Linked DNA regions of Homo sapiens: region 1 is linked to region 2. A link is a loop called in an ENCODE intact Hi-C map of the cell type or tissue named here. Cell type or tissue: left ventricle myocardium inferior. All regions are shown on one strand. Links, peaks and the distances in the headings refer to the core of each region. The heading gives the core; the rest is flanking DNA. Region 1 has its middle 49 kb from the start of SMAD5. Region 2 overlaps TGFBI (transforming growth factor beta induced).

Evidence for each region. Hi-C counts contacts between places; a loop is a spot of excess contacts. Peaks named below come from ENCODE experiments on the same cell type or tissue, not always from the same donor. Only the 100,000 strongest peaks of a DNase experiment are listed, where the experiment ranks them.
Region 1: a loop joins it to region 2, with 2.1 times the contacts of the local background. A loop is called at or near these places in 6 of 110 quality-filtered maps.

The regions. Positions count from the first base shown.
Region 1 is chr5:136,079,550-136,087,884 of GRCh38, forward strand. It overlaps VTRNA2-1. Among named protein-coding and RNA genes, the nearest start is that of SMAD5, 49 kb to the right of the region's middle. In left ventricle myocardium inferior, for the core only: CTCF peaks have their summits at 3,091 (motif pointing left) and 3,298; DNase peaks (open chromatin) are centred at 1,142, 3,062 and 5,342; H3K4me3 peaks cover 1,723 bases; H3K27ac peaks cover 3,557 bases.
Region 2 is chr5:136,030,847-136,039,181 of GRCh38, forward strand. TGFBI (transforming growth factor beta induced) reads left to right here. Exons shown (of 17, transcript NM_000358.3): 2 at 2,917-3,015. Among named protein-coding and RNA genes, the nearest start is that of TGFBI, 6.0 kb to the left of the region's middle. RefSeq lists enhancers at 359-428, 6,579-6,628. In left ventricle myocardium inferior, for the core only: no CTCF peak of the experiment used is centred there; a DNase peak (open chromatin) is centred at 4,299; H3K4me3 peaks cover 1,706 bases; H3K27ac peaks cover 5,873 bases.

The DNA.
Region 1 (8,335 bases), core at 73-8,072, 49 kb after region 2:
CTGCTCAGTGGTCCGCAACCGGGTCAAGGGACAAGAAGACGATTCTGGATTGTAGGCCGCCCGAGAGCGCCCCCAGGAGCCCATCACTGCGAACACCCACTGCCTCTGGGCTTGCATTCTCTGCCTCCCCAGAGACGCAGGCATTTTCTCCCCTGAAAAAGACCCCTCCCCATACCAGCCTAGACTTTCCCAAGGGAACTGAGGCCACTTCAATCTAAAGCCCTAAGTATAGGCAAGTTGTGTTCCACAATTCTACTTATAGGGATTTAATATGAAAAACACATGTGCATGTCCCTGTGCATTAAGCTACTTAAATCAGCTAATACTCAAATCTGGTCAACAATGTACTAGACGCTGTAAGTACAGCAAGGGGAGAGGCCCCTGCCCTTGTATGGCTTCTAGGGGGGAGCCCCCACGCTAAAGGTAAAGACAAATTGCATAAAATGTCTGGACACGATGCGAACAGGTGAGAATAGCGTAGGTACAGGCCGCCAGGGAGGAAGAAACTTGGAACTTTCAAAGACGTAAAGAAAAATTCGGAGCGAGTCTCACTCGCTGTGGTCCAACAGGCAAGTCCTGGCGGGTGGCAATATATGTGAAAAAAACAGTCATACAGATAAAACAGTAGACGGCAGCTATTGCTGTTAAACTTCCGTCCTACTTGGGACGAAATCCATAACGCACTCCGCGGTCCGAAGTTGTGGGGTCTCGGAGCTTCCAGGTGTGTCTCGTGAACTGCACAAGCATTTTTTTGTCCCCATGCGTCCTACCTGGCAGTACAGGCTGGTCACGCACGCCCTGTAAGACCAGTGGCCAGCCTCCATACTTTCTGTCACACCTTCAAAGTGACACCAACTTATGTTATCAGCCTATTAATTTAGCAAAGTTAAAAGGGATAAAAAATAACAAAGCCTTCAGAGTGACAGATTATACCGAATTTATTGCATAAAAGGGTCAGTAAGCACCCGCGGGTCTCGAACCCCAGCACAGAGATGGACAGATAGAAAGTCCGGCATGAGGAGGTAACCGCTTGAGCTAACTCCGACCCGGGTAGGAGTGTGCGACTGAAACTTCTAAACCATAGAAGAGTGACGATGTGGAGAGGGACGGGCTGCATGTGCTCCCCGCCCCCGAGAGGCCTGCGTCATGCGGTCTCGCCCGCTCTGCGCCAGGCGTCCTGCTAACGTGTCCTGGAGGGACTCTCAGTTCCTCCCGCCCGCATCCTGCGCGGGAACCGTGGAAGGGGGCAAAATCCACCCACTGGAGGGGAGGCAGGAGGGTGCGGGGGGGCGTGTGGGCCGTCTACCTAGGTCCAGCAGCCAGGCTGCTGAGGAGTACCCCCGCCAAAGGCTTTTCGGGGTTCTCTCCAGCAGACGGGGGCAGCCTAAGGCCTCCATAAAATCTCCCCGAAGCAGCCTATGAACTTGCCAAAGGCAGGGGTTCTGTGGTTTCATTTCTTGCCAGGTCCTGGGCTGGACCCTGGAGACGGAGTTCATCATCAGCAAATCCTCTTTGGGTGGGGAGTTGAATGAATTAATGAGTGATTAGCAGGGCACTAGGGCCCAGGAGTAAGCCCAGAATTGAGATCACAGGCTGAAGATTTAAAAGCTTCATAGCTCAAGAGAAACGCTCTGTTAAGGCTGAAGGAGAATAAATCATTCCTCTTTTTCCCCAACCCATCCCCTTGTCTACACTACTTTTCTTTTGAAAGATTCAGGAGCTGGATGGAGAAAATTGCTAACAAAGAAAATGGGACCTTCAGAATATTAATAATGTCCCTGTTTGTTGAGCACACACACACCATGTGCCACGCTCTGGGTTAAACATTTACCTCATTTCATGGCCGGAACAACTCTGAGATCCATAATGTTGCCCCCATTTTGCAAATGAATAAACTGAGAATCAGTGGTGGTAAGTAACTGAAATGTTAGGAATTAACAAAAAGTGACATATTCAGGAACAGAACCAAAGTTTGAACTCTCAAGAAAGAGTTGCCTGTAGTGTATGTCTGTCTGCCTGTCTTGCTTAAAAGTATCTCAAACAACTGGTAAGCTGCACTAGACAGGGATCTTCCATTCTGTTCTTTGCTGTCTCCCTATATCCTCCTCAGTTCCTAGCCTGGTCCACAGTAGACACTCAATAAACATTTAAGTGAGTGAGTGACTGGGGATAGTAGGACCCCATTATACTAGAAACTGCGCTGTCCCAACCTGGGTTTGAATCCAGCTTCCCCTCTTCCTAGCTGTGTAGCTTTAAACTTTTTAATTGTTTTTCATATTCATTTTGTATTAAACAAAAACCACGAGTACAGTAAAAATTAAAACAATAAAGGTAGTGAAAGCCCACCACCCTTGACCTAACTGCAGCTTCCAATCCAGATCTCTCCCCAGAGGTAACCACTGTTTTTTAAAATTTTGCTGTGTCTCCTTCTAGTCCTCTTTCTATTATATAAAGATAATTAAAAATATATAGCTTTATTTGGGTTATGGCTGTGTTTTGATATGAAGGACTGCACTGTACACATTGTTCTGCACCTGCTTTGTGGGAAATTCCACAGCATGCCTGGGAGGTCCCTCATTATTTATAATGGCTCCCCAAGAGTGCATGAAGCATGATTTGTTTTGCCATCCCCTGTTAGGGCTAGACATTGAAGGTTTTTTTGTTTGTTTGTTTTTTTCCATGAGTTTACCAATAGCGCTCCAATGAACACCTTTGCACACGCCTTTTTGTGAACATGGGCAATTTCATGAATGTGAGGATAAACTCTCAGAAGTGGAATTGCTGGGCTGAATAGCATATATGTTCATTGTAATTGCCAAGTTGTCATCCAAAAATGGGGCTATTGATAACATACCCCTGATGGAGGGAGGTATGGGAAGTTATGCTGAAATAACACATTTTATTCAGGCTAGGTACCTAGTAGTCTCGGTAAACAATTACAAAAATAACTGCCAATGACCATTTCCCCGCTAGCCATTTCCAGCTGCTGATCTGATCCAGCCCTGGCTTCGTTGCCTGGAGCCTGGATTTAGTAATGAAAACTGGCCAGCAGAAAGGACCCAGCGGGTGCGTTCCAGGTGCTCCCCCTGGTGGGGAAATGTCCCTGGACAGTAAGGAAATCCCCTGTCTTTGTACACTCTAAATCAAATCACATCCCCTCCCAGCTCAGCACCTTGAAAGACCTCCTCTCTTATAATCCAATCCAGACAGGGTTTACTGGATGATCAGGTGCCCACCTAACTTTCTGGCAGTACCTGGTGCCCCTCTCCTCTTTCTTTGCTCTGCTGCAACCACCTTGCCTTCTCTGGTTTCTCAGGCATGCCCTTTCCATCCTGTTCACTCTTTCTCAGAGATTCCCCACCCTCCAATCTCATTCTTTAACACTCAATTCTTATGCCACCACCTCAGAGAACTCTTTGTTGAACACTCTGTCTAAAGGGCCAGGCCACCTCTCTCCTCTCCACACACTCTCCTTACTCTTTGTTGCATCACCCTACGTCTTTCCACCATTAACAAGACATTAACCCAGACATTGCCAAATGTGGTAGAGACAAGTGTCACGAAGACAGAGACCATATCTGTCTTACGTATGCTATTTGTCTCCCAGTGCCTGCCACAGCACCTGGCAGTAGAAAGTGCTCAACATTTGTTACGTGAATGGATGAATTAATTAATAAATGATACCAACAAGCTGGAGTAGAATTGAAATTGAAGGCTAGCAGCAGGTGAGGCAGGACATACCTCCTGGGGTTTTTGTTTCCTGCCCTTCATATGCCCTTTCGTGATCAATATAATAATTTTTTCCTGGGGTAGCCTTTAGTCAGAGGCATTATCCTGAGTGCCCTGGAATAGTGAAAAGAAGATAGAGGAGCTTTCCACAACTTTACTTCCATAATCTTCACCAAACTCTGCAAGGTAGAACCTTTTATTTGCTGGATGAGTAAACTGAGGCTCAAAGGTAAAGTAGCATGTCCAGCTAGTGTTGGGCTCAAAGAATGGGAGTACCTGGTGAGGGGAAGGTTAGAAAACAGTCTCTTCCTCTAGTCCAAAAGGACATATAGTCTGAAAGGAAGTTCAATCTCATGCTTGTGCAATGGTGGTACTTCTCAGTGGAGAAATGTATACTGGCTAAAATTCAGTGGCAGGCTCATCTATTCAGCATACCTTTAAAGATCATCTACTTTGTGCCAAGCCCTTCAGGGTTGATTAAGGGGGTAATTTCAGCCTTCAAAAGCCTTACAACCAGGACATGTAACAGATCATTGTTCTGTAGGATGTCAAGTGATATATTTGGAGTATGTACAGGCAAGGCTATCACATATGGCCAAATTGTGCATAACTCAAATCTGGGTGTTGCCCTTCAGAATGACTGTGATGTCAATGGTACTCTCCAGAGTTATGCAGTGTACAACCTGAGCAAGCATACGTGGCTACCAGTGGGAATGGGATAAGTCATCTGGATTTAGGTGCACAATCTGACAAGTGAGAAGAGAATAGAAAAGAGATCTCAGAGGAGCATCAGTATGTAGCGTTCTGTGAGAGAAGAAAAAGCTTAGAACCAAGGCATTAGAGAAGTCAACAGAACAGGGACCAAGATGGAGGTGAGGCCAGCAGTGCCAGAGGCTGCACACAGTCAATCTCCCAAATGACTGTGGCAACAAGGAGTATGTTGTTCACCTTGGCAGGAGTGGTGAGACTGAGAGTCAGCTTTTTGATGGCTGAGTAATGAATGGGACATGGGACACAGTGTGCATGTTCAAATCTTTCTGGAAGTTGGGCTGTGAAAGGAGAGAGGGAGCAAGGGTTGTAAGGATATTCAGGACTAGGGAGAGCTTTGTCTTGTTGTAGGTTTTTCAGATGGGAGCCTGGAGCATGTCTAAACATTGTTGAGAAGAAGCAGTGGCAAAAAAAAAAAAAGTTGAAAATACATTAGAGAATGTTTTCACTAGCATAATTCATATAGGAAGGTTGCAGAAGAAGTGGGATTCATAGTAGGCAAGGATTCCAAATGATAGCTAGTCAGGATTCCAGAAGGCTTCATGGAGGTGGCATGCCTTAGTCCTGGGCAAAAGGGGCCCCTGCCCTAAGCCTAATGCTTTAAAGAGCCCTCCCTGGAAACCTCTCCACAGTGTGATAAGGAACTGTGAAGGAACCAAGGGAAAGGTTTGAACTCTATCTCCTGCCATATACAAAACGCAACCATTTAAAAAAATTAAATTTAGGTAATGATAAAGCATAGATTTAAGTGTATAACCTAACCCAGAACTCTTTTAGATCATGCTCTACATTACCAGAACACTCAAATCACCTGCCAGAATGGCACTGTGCCCACCTGCTTTCAGCATCTATGTAGGCCTTTTTCTCAGGGCATCCTTCCAAAGACAGAGCATGCCAACAGGGAAGCCAGCTCATTTTATGAGCCAGACAAACTCTTTATAAGAAAACAGCAGAAAATGTCCCTTATGAACATAGATGCAAAAATTCTAAATAATAATTTAGCAAATACAATCCAACAATCTATACAAAGGATAATACAACATGACCAAGTGGGGTTTATCCCAGAAATGGAAGATTGGTTAAACATTTGAAAATCAATCAACATAGTTTACTATGTTAAAAAACTAAAAAAGAAAACTCACATTATCATAACGATAGATACAGAAAAGGCATTTGAACATTTTAACATCAGGAATGCCTGATTTTTTTAAAAAAAAAACCTCCCAGCAAACTAGGAATGATAGGAAACTTCCTTAACGTAATAATGGCCTCTACCAAAGGGATACCACTAATAGCATACTTAAATAGAAAAGACTGTTTTCCTCCTATGATCACAAACCAAACAGGAAAGCCTGCTCTTACCATTTTTTTAACATCATATTGAAGGTTTTAGCCAGTGTAATAAATCAAGTAAAAGAAATAAAGGGTATCCAATTGAGAAAGGAAGAAGTAGAATTGTTGGCAGAATATAGAAAATCTGAGGGAATCTAGAAAAAGCTGCTAGAACTAGTGAGTGAGTTAGCAAAGTTGCAAGATACAAGATCAGCATACAAAAATAAATTGTATCCTCATTTATTAGCAACAAGCAATTAGACATTGAAATTTTTTTAAGTACCATTTATAAAAGCACAAAAAAGTTATGAAATACTTAGGAATGGATATGACAAAATATGTGCAAGATCCATAACTGAAAACTACAAAACACTTCTGAGAGAAATTAAAACCTAAATAAACGGAGAAACATATCTTGCTCATGGGCCAGAAGACTCAATATTGTTAAGTTGTCAATTCTGTCCCAATTGTTCTGCAGATTCAGTACACTCCTGATCAAATCCCAGCAGGCTTTTTTGTAAAAAGTTGACGAGTTGATTCTAAAATTTATGTACAAAGTAAAGGACCTATGTTAGCCAGACAACTTTGAAAAAGAAGAATAAATACGGAAGGCTATCACCACTCAATTTTAAGTCTACAGAAATCAAGACAGTGTAGTATTGGCGTAAAGATGGACAAACAGTTCAATGGAACAGAACAGACTCCAAAAATAGGCTCACACATATATAGATAACTGATTCTTGACAAAGTTGCAAAGGTAATTAGATGGAGAAGGTGTAGTCTTTTTAACAAATGGGGCTGAATCAACTGGTTATCCATATGCAGAAAAATAAAGTTTGAACCACACTTCCTCCCATACACAAAATAAAACCATTAAATAAAAATAAAAAGTAATGCTGGATCATAGATTTAAACATATAACTTAAAAAGCATGAAGCTTTGGCTGGCCATGGTGGCTCACACCTGTAATCCCAACACTTTGAGAGTCCAGGGTGGGAGGATTGCTTGAGGCTAGGAGTTCCATACTAGCCTGGGAAACATAGTGAGACCTTACTTATAAGAAAAAATTAATTAATTAAAAAATATTTTAAAAGTAAAAACCATACAACTTCTAGGAGAAAATCTTTTTGACCTTCAGTTAGACAAAGATTTATTAGATGAAAGATCAAAAATCAAAAGAATCACAAAAGAAAAAAATTGATCAACTGAATTACATCAAAATTTAAAACTCTGCTCTCTAAAAGATGCTGTTAAGAGAATAAAAAGACAAACCACAGACTGAGAGAAAATCTTTGTAAATGGTATACCTGGTAAACGGCTTGTATACAGAATAAAAAATAACTCAATAGTGAGAAAACAAACAGCTCATTTTTTTCCATGGGCCAAAGATGTGAATAGACATTTCACCAAAGAAGATATATGATAGCAAATAAGCACATGAAAAAAAAAAATCTCAGCATTGTTAGTCTTTAGGGAAATGCAAGTTAAAACCATAGTAAGATACTACTCCACATTTATTACAATGTTTGGAACAAAAGGCCATTTTAAGTGTTGGCAAGGATGTGAACACATATGCTGCTGATGGGGATGTAGAATGATATCATCACTTTGGAAGAGAAAGAGTTTGGCAATTTCTTAAAAAGCTAAACATACACCTATCACATGGTCCAGCCATTCTATAAGATATTTACTCAAGGGAAAAGAAAGCATATATAGAAACAGAATCTTGTACATGAATATTCCTAGTACCTTCATTTATTATAGCCCCAAACTGGAAACGACTCAAATGTTCCTAAACAGATCAACGGATAAACAATCTGTGTTATATTCATACGATGGGATACTACCCAGCAACAAAAGGGAATGAAATAGTGATATATGCATTAATGTGGATGAATTTCATAACAATTTTTCTGAAAGAAAGAAACCAAATGAAAACAGTACATACTGTATTGCTCCATCTATATAAAACTCTAAAAAATGCAAGCTAATCTATTTTGACAAAAGTAGATGCAGAGCAAAGGTTGCCTGGGGCTGGGGGGTGGGTAGAGTTGGAAGGTGGGAGGGTAGACTCACAAAGGGGCAGAGGGGGATCTTTGGAGTGTATTTGATATGTTCCCAATCTTGACTGTGACGATGTTTTCATGGAGGTATACATGGGTATATACAATATCAAAATCAATCACGGACAGTTTATTGTGTAATCAATTTCACTTCACTAACGCTATTAAAAGACTATATAGTATATGAGTCTCCTTATGTACTCTAGTCTGGGGCTGCACAAATGTTAGGAACCAGCTTGGTGATAGGACATCAGTGGAAAAGAGTTAAACATTCAGAAAGATGAGGAGCAAAGAGCCTTTTGTGAGTGTGTCTGTGTGAGTGTGCTGTGTTTGTGAGAGACAGAGAAAGGATGTTTTTCTCAATCGCCCAAATACCCAGAGGTTTCAAAAAGTCACCAGATAATATAATTAACAGCAAGTATTTATTTAGCTACCACCACGTC
Region 2 (8,335 bases), core at 169-8,168:
GTAAGGGCATCTCTCTGCACAGCCACAGTGAAGGATCCTCAAAGGTATTGAGGGCTTTCCATCAAGAGCCATCTTTACAGCAAACCTCTTTCCCTTCAGAGCCCAGAAGAGTGCTGACCAGCTGGAAAACAGGGTTTTTTTCTTAAATGCAGATGCTCTTGATTATGAGTTCCAGATATTAGATCAACTTCCCCACCATACCCCTGCAGGCAAAGCCTCTTAATTAGCTTCCTGCAGCACAGCTGGAAAGGCCTATTGTAATCTGTGATGGGCAGAGTAATCTAAGAAGTCACAGGAGCACCCCTGTCCCAGTAGAATCTGGATGCGCAGGCACATGAACCATGGCAAAATGGTTGCAGGCACAGTTGTATTTACTCTGATCTAACTGTCCCTGTTAATGCCACAGGGCTGCCTGGCCTGGCACACAGGGCTGTGGCGCCTTGTGCAAATGGATAACGTTGTTCTAGCTCCAGCCTTTCATTCAAAGTGAAAACTGTTAGAAAGGGAAGGAAAACTTTGCTATTTTAAGGAATTGTAGCGTGCTGCCTGATATGAAGGAAGAAATAACAGCTGTGCCTTGCTTGTGCGCAGCACTCGATTGCCGCTTTTGCTTTCGACCTCACCACAACACAGTGAGATCTACTGTTCATGTTCCCATTTTACAGGAGGTGAAACTGCAGCTTAGTGAGGTAGAGAGTGACTTAGTTCAGACACAGAATGCTGTTGGGAGAGTAATAACTATGATATGGTCTCTTGACTCCCAGCTATATCTGTGTTGCTATAGGGAAGGGGAAAAATAATACTGAAAGAGAAGTAAAAATACAATCACACTTCCAAACATCAACCACCAAAAACTGAACTGAATTTCCTGAAGCACTTGGTTTTCAAATCTAAGCTGAACATCAATGCTGTTATTCTTGAGGCCCAGAAGCAACTTGCTCATTTCAATTAAGCTTCAGCATGAACTTCCTATGTACACAGCCCACCCACACTCCCCGATGTGAGAAGGAGAGGGTCACAGCCGCCCCCAGCCTCTGCTGCTGCCACAAGGACAGCAGCAGTGGAAACATTCAGCAAAGGAATGTTGGAGCCACATCCACAAGAGACTCACTGAAGATTCGCCAAACGCCTACGGAAAGTGGCAGGGAATTCATTGACAGTAATTGTTTCCTGCTTGATCAGATTGAAGAGCTTCTGGGATTCTGTAACAATAAATAGGACCGGGGGCTGGAGTATGGCCAGCAAGGACTCTTCAGGGGTTATTCAGGGACTGTCTAACCTGTGAATCCTAGGCAGCAAACAGAAACCAGGTATTCAGAAATCTGGAGGATTTGGTCAGGCCCAGCTAGGACTAGGGAGGCATGGGCCTCTGCTGGCTGTGGTCCCTTCTCCAGCCTTCACTTCTCTTGTCCCTAGATCCTTACATGGATTCATTAATGCTCATTGTCCCTCCTGGGCCCACTCACTTTCACCTGTTGAACAAAAAACTGGCCAAGAGGTGACAGTCATATCACCGCAGAAGAGACAGGGCAGAGAAATGAAGGGGCAGAATGGACTCCCACCCAAAAGCCTGACTCTGAATATTTGAGAATTGTTCAAGTTCCTGCAGAGGAATCATGATGGGGACAGTAGGTGTAGTTTTTACTGCAATATTGGTGTCTTCTTAACAAATACGCTGCACATCAAGTGATGTCTGTGGATGGCATTCTTAAAGTAACAGGGAAATTGATGTTAAAGAAATACTTCATCCTTTGGGTGATACCTGAAGTTCTCTGAGCTTGGAGGTCTTGTGAAAGCCCTCAGTATTGTTTGTTTTATTTGCTTTCCTCTGACTTGTGATTCAGTCAGATGCATGCCTGCCTCTGGCTCAGGAAGATCAACCCTCTCCTGACTGACCACGCCTCTCCTGACTGACCACGTAGCACAGCAGCTTCCTTTCCCTAGGGGCTCCTAATGAAGCTTTCACAATCACCTGGCCTGAGCACAGTTTGGGTCAGGACTTGGTATACTTGAAAAAAACATGCAAAACCAAAATCCTGTGGTTCTGGAAAAGGCTTCTTAGCAGAACCCCCAGACATTTACACTCTGCTTTTTCACAGGGTCCCTGAGGATTCTTTGGATCTGGGTAGTTTGGGGAGCAGTATTTTCAACAAGTTCATTTCGTGCTCCTTCTACACCCTGCCTGGATGCTAGGCCCCATCTAGAATGTGAACAACAGAACAAGGCAGAACACTTGTCCTCAAGGTTCTGTTGAGTGTTAGATGCAGAGAAGAGACACCCCCCACCTCCCCGCATCACTTACAGGAATTCTGTTTGGAACCCAACATCAAATAAGGACCGTATCCACTGTCAGAGGATGGGAAGCAGCATGTCATCTGGGACATTGGAGAAAGGCTCCTGGGGGAAGTGGGACTTGAGCTGTGATCTAAGTAATGAACAACTGAGAGTTAAATGGGAGAGCATCCCCTATCAGGGTCCTGAGAGCAACCAGCCATGGTTTAAACCAGCTATAAAGCCTCGGGTTTATAGGATAGACAGTAACAATGGCTTGTCTTTGGGAGCCAAGCAGCTGGTCCAGGCATGCAGAGCATGTCTGTATGGAGAGCTGCCTGAGAGATGCTTTTGTTTACACTTATCAATTGCCCATGTCAAAGAAGGATATGTACATGAAGTTACATCAGTATGTAAGAGAGATTTTAACAATTTTTGCAGGGGAAGCTTTCATGGGGGCTGATGGGAATCTAGGTAAACAGAACCAAAGTCTAAACCCAAGATATCCCCAGTACCAAGACTGAAATGACTCTCTCCTCTATCTCTAGAAAGTTCCAGTGACCCAAGGAGGCAAACACGATGGGAGTCATTAAAGTGGGGTGGACGTGCTGATCATCTTCCTAATTCTGCTGCTTTTGTTTTCAGCCCCAACGTGTGTGCTGTGCAGAAGGTTATTGGCACTAATAGGAAGTACTTCACCAACTGCAAGCAGTGGTACCAAAGGAAAATCTGTGGCAAATCAACGTGAGTATCTGTAACCAGCCAGGAGACCAAGCTGTATGCACGCTGGCTGCAGTTCCCCAGGGCCTGGGCCAGCCTTCTAGAAGGTCAGGTTGCCTAAAAAGCCATGAAGATGCATGTGCGAACATGTCTGGGACCTGCGTGCTAGGGAGTGGCATTTTTAGGAAGCTGGCCAATTTTGTTTTGCATTTTTAAGGCTGCTGACAAGACTTGGAGACATTTTTCAGGGCTGGTTTGGGTTTGCAAGAAACATGAAACACTGCGTGTGTGTGTGTGTGTGTGTGTTTCTCAATCCTCATAAAATAATACAGATATGCAGTGGAGAAGCCACCAGCATGTGACTCTGGAAAAGAAAGCCCATTGGTGAATCTGTACTAAAGAATGCCATCCCTATCTTACAGTCCTAAGGTAAACACCCCAAAAAGACTTAGAGCACTAAACATATGCAGATTATGAGACAGCATAGCATATAATATTTGCACAGACTTCCTCATTCAAACCCTAGCTCTACCTGGGCCAGTCGATTCATCTTTAGAACCCTCCATTGCTTTACCTGAAAAGTTCGTATAACAAAAGGACCCACCTTATGGGGTTGTTACAAGGATTGAATGAAATAATGTACATAAGAGACTGAATATGGTGCCCAGCATATATCAGTGCTCAATAAATGCTAGCTACTATTATTATTATCACCCTAGATTTGCAAATCTAGACCACACAAGCAGAAGTAAGAGTGCCAACGGGGTGTGGACCAGTGTGGTTACAATAGGGCTTGTTGATGTCTGTTTCAGCAAGGAGGGAGGCAGCTTTTACCCCACTGCCCAGCTCCCTGGTGGAATCAGGTGCATGTTCTAACAATTCTGGGGAAACCTAATCTGTTTTGGCACTGTCAACAGATCTCAAAGCTGGCTGTCTCCTATAGCTAGGAAGATGTGTATGACAAATCTCCTGAGCCACTTGTGAAGGCCTGACCTTCCTCCTGTCTCCATACATAATGGGATGATTAAGAAACTCTAAGCCACTCTCTTAAGCACTTTTCAATGTTAGGGATTTTTAAGTTTATTGTTGTGACATTGCTTTTGAGCAGACATCTCCTCCAATTTAATAGCCAACTGAAAGAAGAGAAAATGCTCTTTCCTTAAACTGTATGTGGAAATAAATATTCCAATGTGTGACCCTGATTATGTTAGGCAATTAGCAATCCTAATATGAATTGAGGGAAGTTGGGATTCATGGCACAGCTGGGGAGATACCAGCAGTCCCTGGGAGCCTGTCCAGGGCAGGTCCATGGCAGCTTGCTCCATGCCTGATTGACAGCCCAGCCTGCAAGCTAAAAGTTGAGTGAGCTAGGAGGACACACTGCCAAGATTCAGCTAACAGACACCCAGCGATATTCTTGCTGCTATGAACAAAAGGAGACTATGCAAATTATACACCACCCATTCTTCCAGGATGCCTGACTTAAAAAATAAGAAAAAAGATGGGCCGGGCACAGTGGCTCACGCCTGTAATCCCAACACTTTGGGAGGCCGAGGTGGGCGGATCACAAGGTCAGGAGACAGAGACCATCCTGGCTAACATGGTGAAACCCCGTCTCTACTAAAAAAATACAAAAATATTAGCGGGCGTGGTGGCGGGCACCTGTAGTCCCAGCTACTCGGGAGGCTGAGGCAGGAGAATGGCGTGAACCTGGGAGGCGGAGCTTGCAGTGAGCCAAGATCGTGCCACTGCAGTCCAGCCTGGGTGACAGAGTGAGACACCGTCTCAAAAAAAAAAAAAAAAAAAGAAAAGAAAACCTTTAGTACTGATTGATTTTTTCCCATGTGTGTATATTATCTACTCAAATTAACAATTAATTACTTAATTAAACACAAAGCCAGGCCTCACCTAATTGCTTCTTGGAAGGTGACCAGAGTGCTAGTGCCAAGCAAACAACTCTTCTATATCTCAAGAGCCCTGGGCTTCAGAGGGCCATCTTTTTTGTTAATTCAAGTTTCTCTGAAAATGGAGACCCGTTTATGATGACAAGCTGGCTACAGGGTAGCATCTGCCACACTGTTTCGGGGGTGCCGCTGGGCTGAAGCATTTGCCCAGCTAGTTAACAATAGCTCGATAACATTCCCTATCAGTGTCCAGGCTGAGAATACTGTCAGTGATGAGTCGCCTTGGCTCTTGTACCTGTATCTTTGTGTGCCAGGACAAGGCACAAGCAACAGAGCTGTGTGTTGCCAAAATGTTCCTGATGAGCAGGTCAACCCCTCGGGGGCAGGTTTGGATATGATAATGTGGTGATGTGGTGGCGCAGCTCCCTTACCCAGTGAGCACAAGGGGAGTCCTCTAGGAAAAGGAAGAAATGTCTGGATGAGGTGGGGAGATGGGGTTCAGAGTGGACTCAGGCAAAGCCCGATGCCCAGTCCCAGCTGTTGGCCTAGTCTCACAAAGCCAGAAGGATATGACATTTACATTCAACTCTTGAATTTGTGGCCACTGCTTTGGGCAACTTCAAAGAGAGAAAATGAAGATAGAAAAATATTATTTGATATAAAACTTCTAGGACAAGAGAGGCCCTTCCTGGAACATTACATGTAGTATTAGGAAGGTGGAGCTGCCCTGGAAAAGATCCAGAGAACTCAGAGAGAGGAAGAGGTGGAACCCATCTCTGTTCTTGTAGAGAGCTCAGTAAGAGTGGCTTGGCAGGGCTCCTGTGTACCTGAGACCAAGACCAGTGAGGAGGCTACTGTCTGACCACCATACGGTCAGAATTCAGTGCCATGGGTGGTCAGGTGGGAAGGGGAGAGGACTGTGCTGGCTGGAGTTGATGTTATCCTGGGGAAAGTAGGTCCCTAGATGCCTTTAGTTGAGTGAGGAGCAGACTGGGAAATGGGAGCACAGTAGTGGTTGGGGCAAAAAGGACTGTCTCTGCATGAGGTCCATAGGCAGTTGGAATTTTCTCAGCAAGACTCCAGAGAAGGAGGCTGGAGCAGAGGTGTATGTTGGGATGAAAAGGAGTAAAGTATCATGGGGGAGGAGGCAGCTCAGGTTGTCAAGGGTCAAGAAACCAGAAGGAGAATTTCACCTTGGAAGCAGACAACGGGTACCAAGCATACAGGGGAATACTTTGTGGTGAGAGGTCACACAGAGATACAGGAGCCGACCTGGTGAGACAGGAGCCTGGAGCCACCTGCCTGCTTTTGTGAGGCCCCAGACTCCACTGCTATCATCAGGTGAAGCTCTGTTGCCTGCACACAAAAGCTTTTCTGCATTTACAAAGAGAGAAGGGCCTGAGTTTCTGGTGCAATGCGTCAAGCTGACATATGGACTTTATTACAGGAAGTGGTTACCAGTGGGTCCCTATTTAGTGGCTGTTATTGTGAATTTTATTGTTCGGAAATTCACTTTAGCATTTATTTCAGATCCTAAATAGCACCGGAGTGATACAATGGCTAATCAAACAAAGAGGGCTGTGGGGAGCAGACAGTCAGCATCCCCCTCTGTGATTTCAGGCCCTGGTTTGATTAGTAGCCATAAAATTTTTTACGTGTGGCACTTTGAGCAAAGGTGCAGGAAATTGTGGTCAGGAAGCCTGGCTGCCTCTCGACAGGCTTCCTTTGTGCTAGCCCCAGGGAGAGGAGGCCTATTTAACAGCCAAGTCCAAGTTGACATCATGGGACTGGAATAGTCATAGCAGGAGCTCAGACATCATAAACGTGGCATAGGGAGGGCTGGTGGAGGAGCTAGCGGGTATGGGTGGCAGCTATTCATTCCAAAAGTCTTGAAATTGTTTCACGAGCAACACATTTCACAAGTGCGAAGCCCTTCTCTGGAGCCAAGATGAGCTGGCAGAGCACTCCTGTTTCTCTAGTAGCAAGTGTTCCTTTGCCCAGGGGCAAAAATATTAATACTCCTTCAGCACTGCATTAATGCTTAAAGATTTAACTTTTAAAGAGATCAGCTGGTGCATGGTCGAGCTTTTCCATCAGCTGGCAGGGCTTTTTCAGTAGGTGTCCTTCTGGGCAGGGCACTGGGGACAGCTGACGTGAAGGTGAAGAAGAGCTGTCGTTTTCCTCCCTTATATCCCACAACCTTGGTCCCAAGAGGAAAAAAAAGAAGATGGTGAGAAGTCATCCAAGCAGACCCCAGACCCATACTAGTGCCTCCTTTCCTGTTTCATATCCCTGTGCAGCCAGCTGGGATCTCTTGAATAATCTGCTCTGGGGGCACTGAGATTGGACATACACCAAACAGCGGAGATCGACCAAACGCCTCTGTTGGGCAGTGTTTCCTGAGGGTTCTGTCCCATTCTGTAAACTAGGAGGCTGACTAGCTGACAAGGAATTTTATTCTGTTGGGTATTTACATGAACCTATGTGCCACCTGGGGTAAGACCCTGTGGTAGGTAGAAACATGACTTCCCAAAAATGTCCACATCCTAATCTCTAATTCTGTAAATATATTCCCTTACTGGAAAAAGAGACTTTGCAGGTGTGATTAAATTAAGGATCATAAGAGGGAGAGATTATCCAGGATTATTTGATGAGTCTAATATAATCATCAGGGTACTTAAAAGAGGGAGGCAGGCTGTGCCTGGTGGTTCACGCCTTTAATCCCAGCACTTTGGGAGACTGAGGCGAGCGGGTCACGAGGACAGGAGTTGGAGACCAGCCTGACCAACATGGTGAAACTCCCCCTCTAGTAAAAAAAAAAATACAAAAATTAGCCAGGCATGGTGGTACACACCTGTAATCCCAGCTACTCAGGAGGCTGAGGCGGGAGAATTGCTTGAACCCAGGAGGCAGAGGTTGTGGTGAGCTGAGATCGCACCACTGCCCTCCAGCCTGGGCAACAGAGCAAGACTCCATCTCAAAAAAAAAAAAAGAGGGAGGCAGTGGGATCAGAGTCAGAGAAGGCAACGTGATGATGAAAGCTGACATTTGAGTGATGCAACCACAAGCCAAGGAATGCAGGCAGCTTCTCAAAGCTGGAAAGGACGAGCAATGGATTCTTCCCTACAGCCTCTGTGAGGAATGCAGCCTTTGATTTTAACCCCATAAGGCCGATTTCTGACTCTAGCCTCTGGAATTGTAAGATAATTTGCATGATCTCAAGCCACTAAATTTGTGGTAATTTGTCACAGAAAGCAATGGGAAGCCAACACAGGCCTTATTTGTTGACTTATAGATGCATTTTTCTTTATTTCAATGTACTTTTATCAATGGTCTCATGTAGGGTATTGCTTTCAATGAAGATATTAACATAGTTTCAACTTTAAGGTTTATATCTGGAGTTTCTTTAGAAGCTTCACAACTGACCACTTAGTAAACAG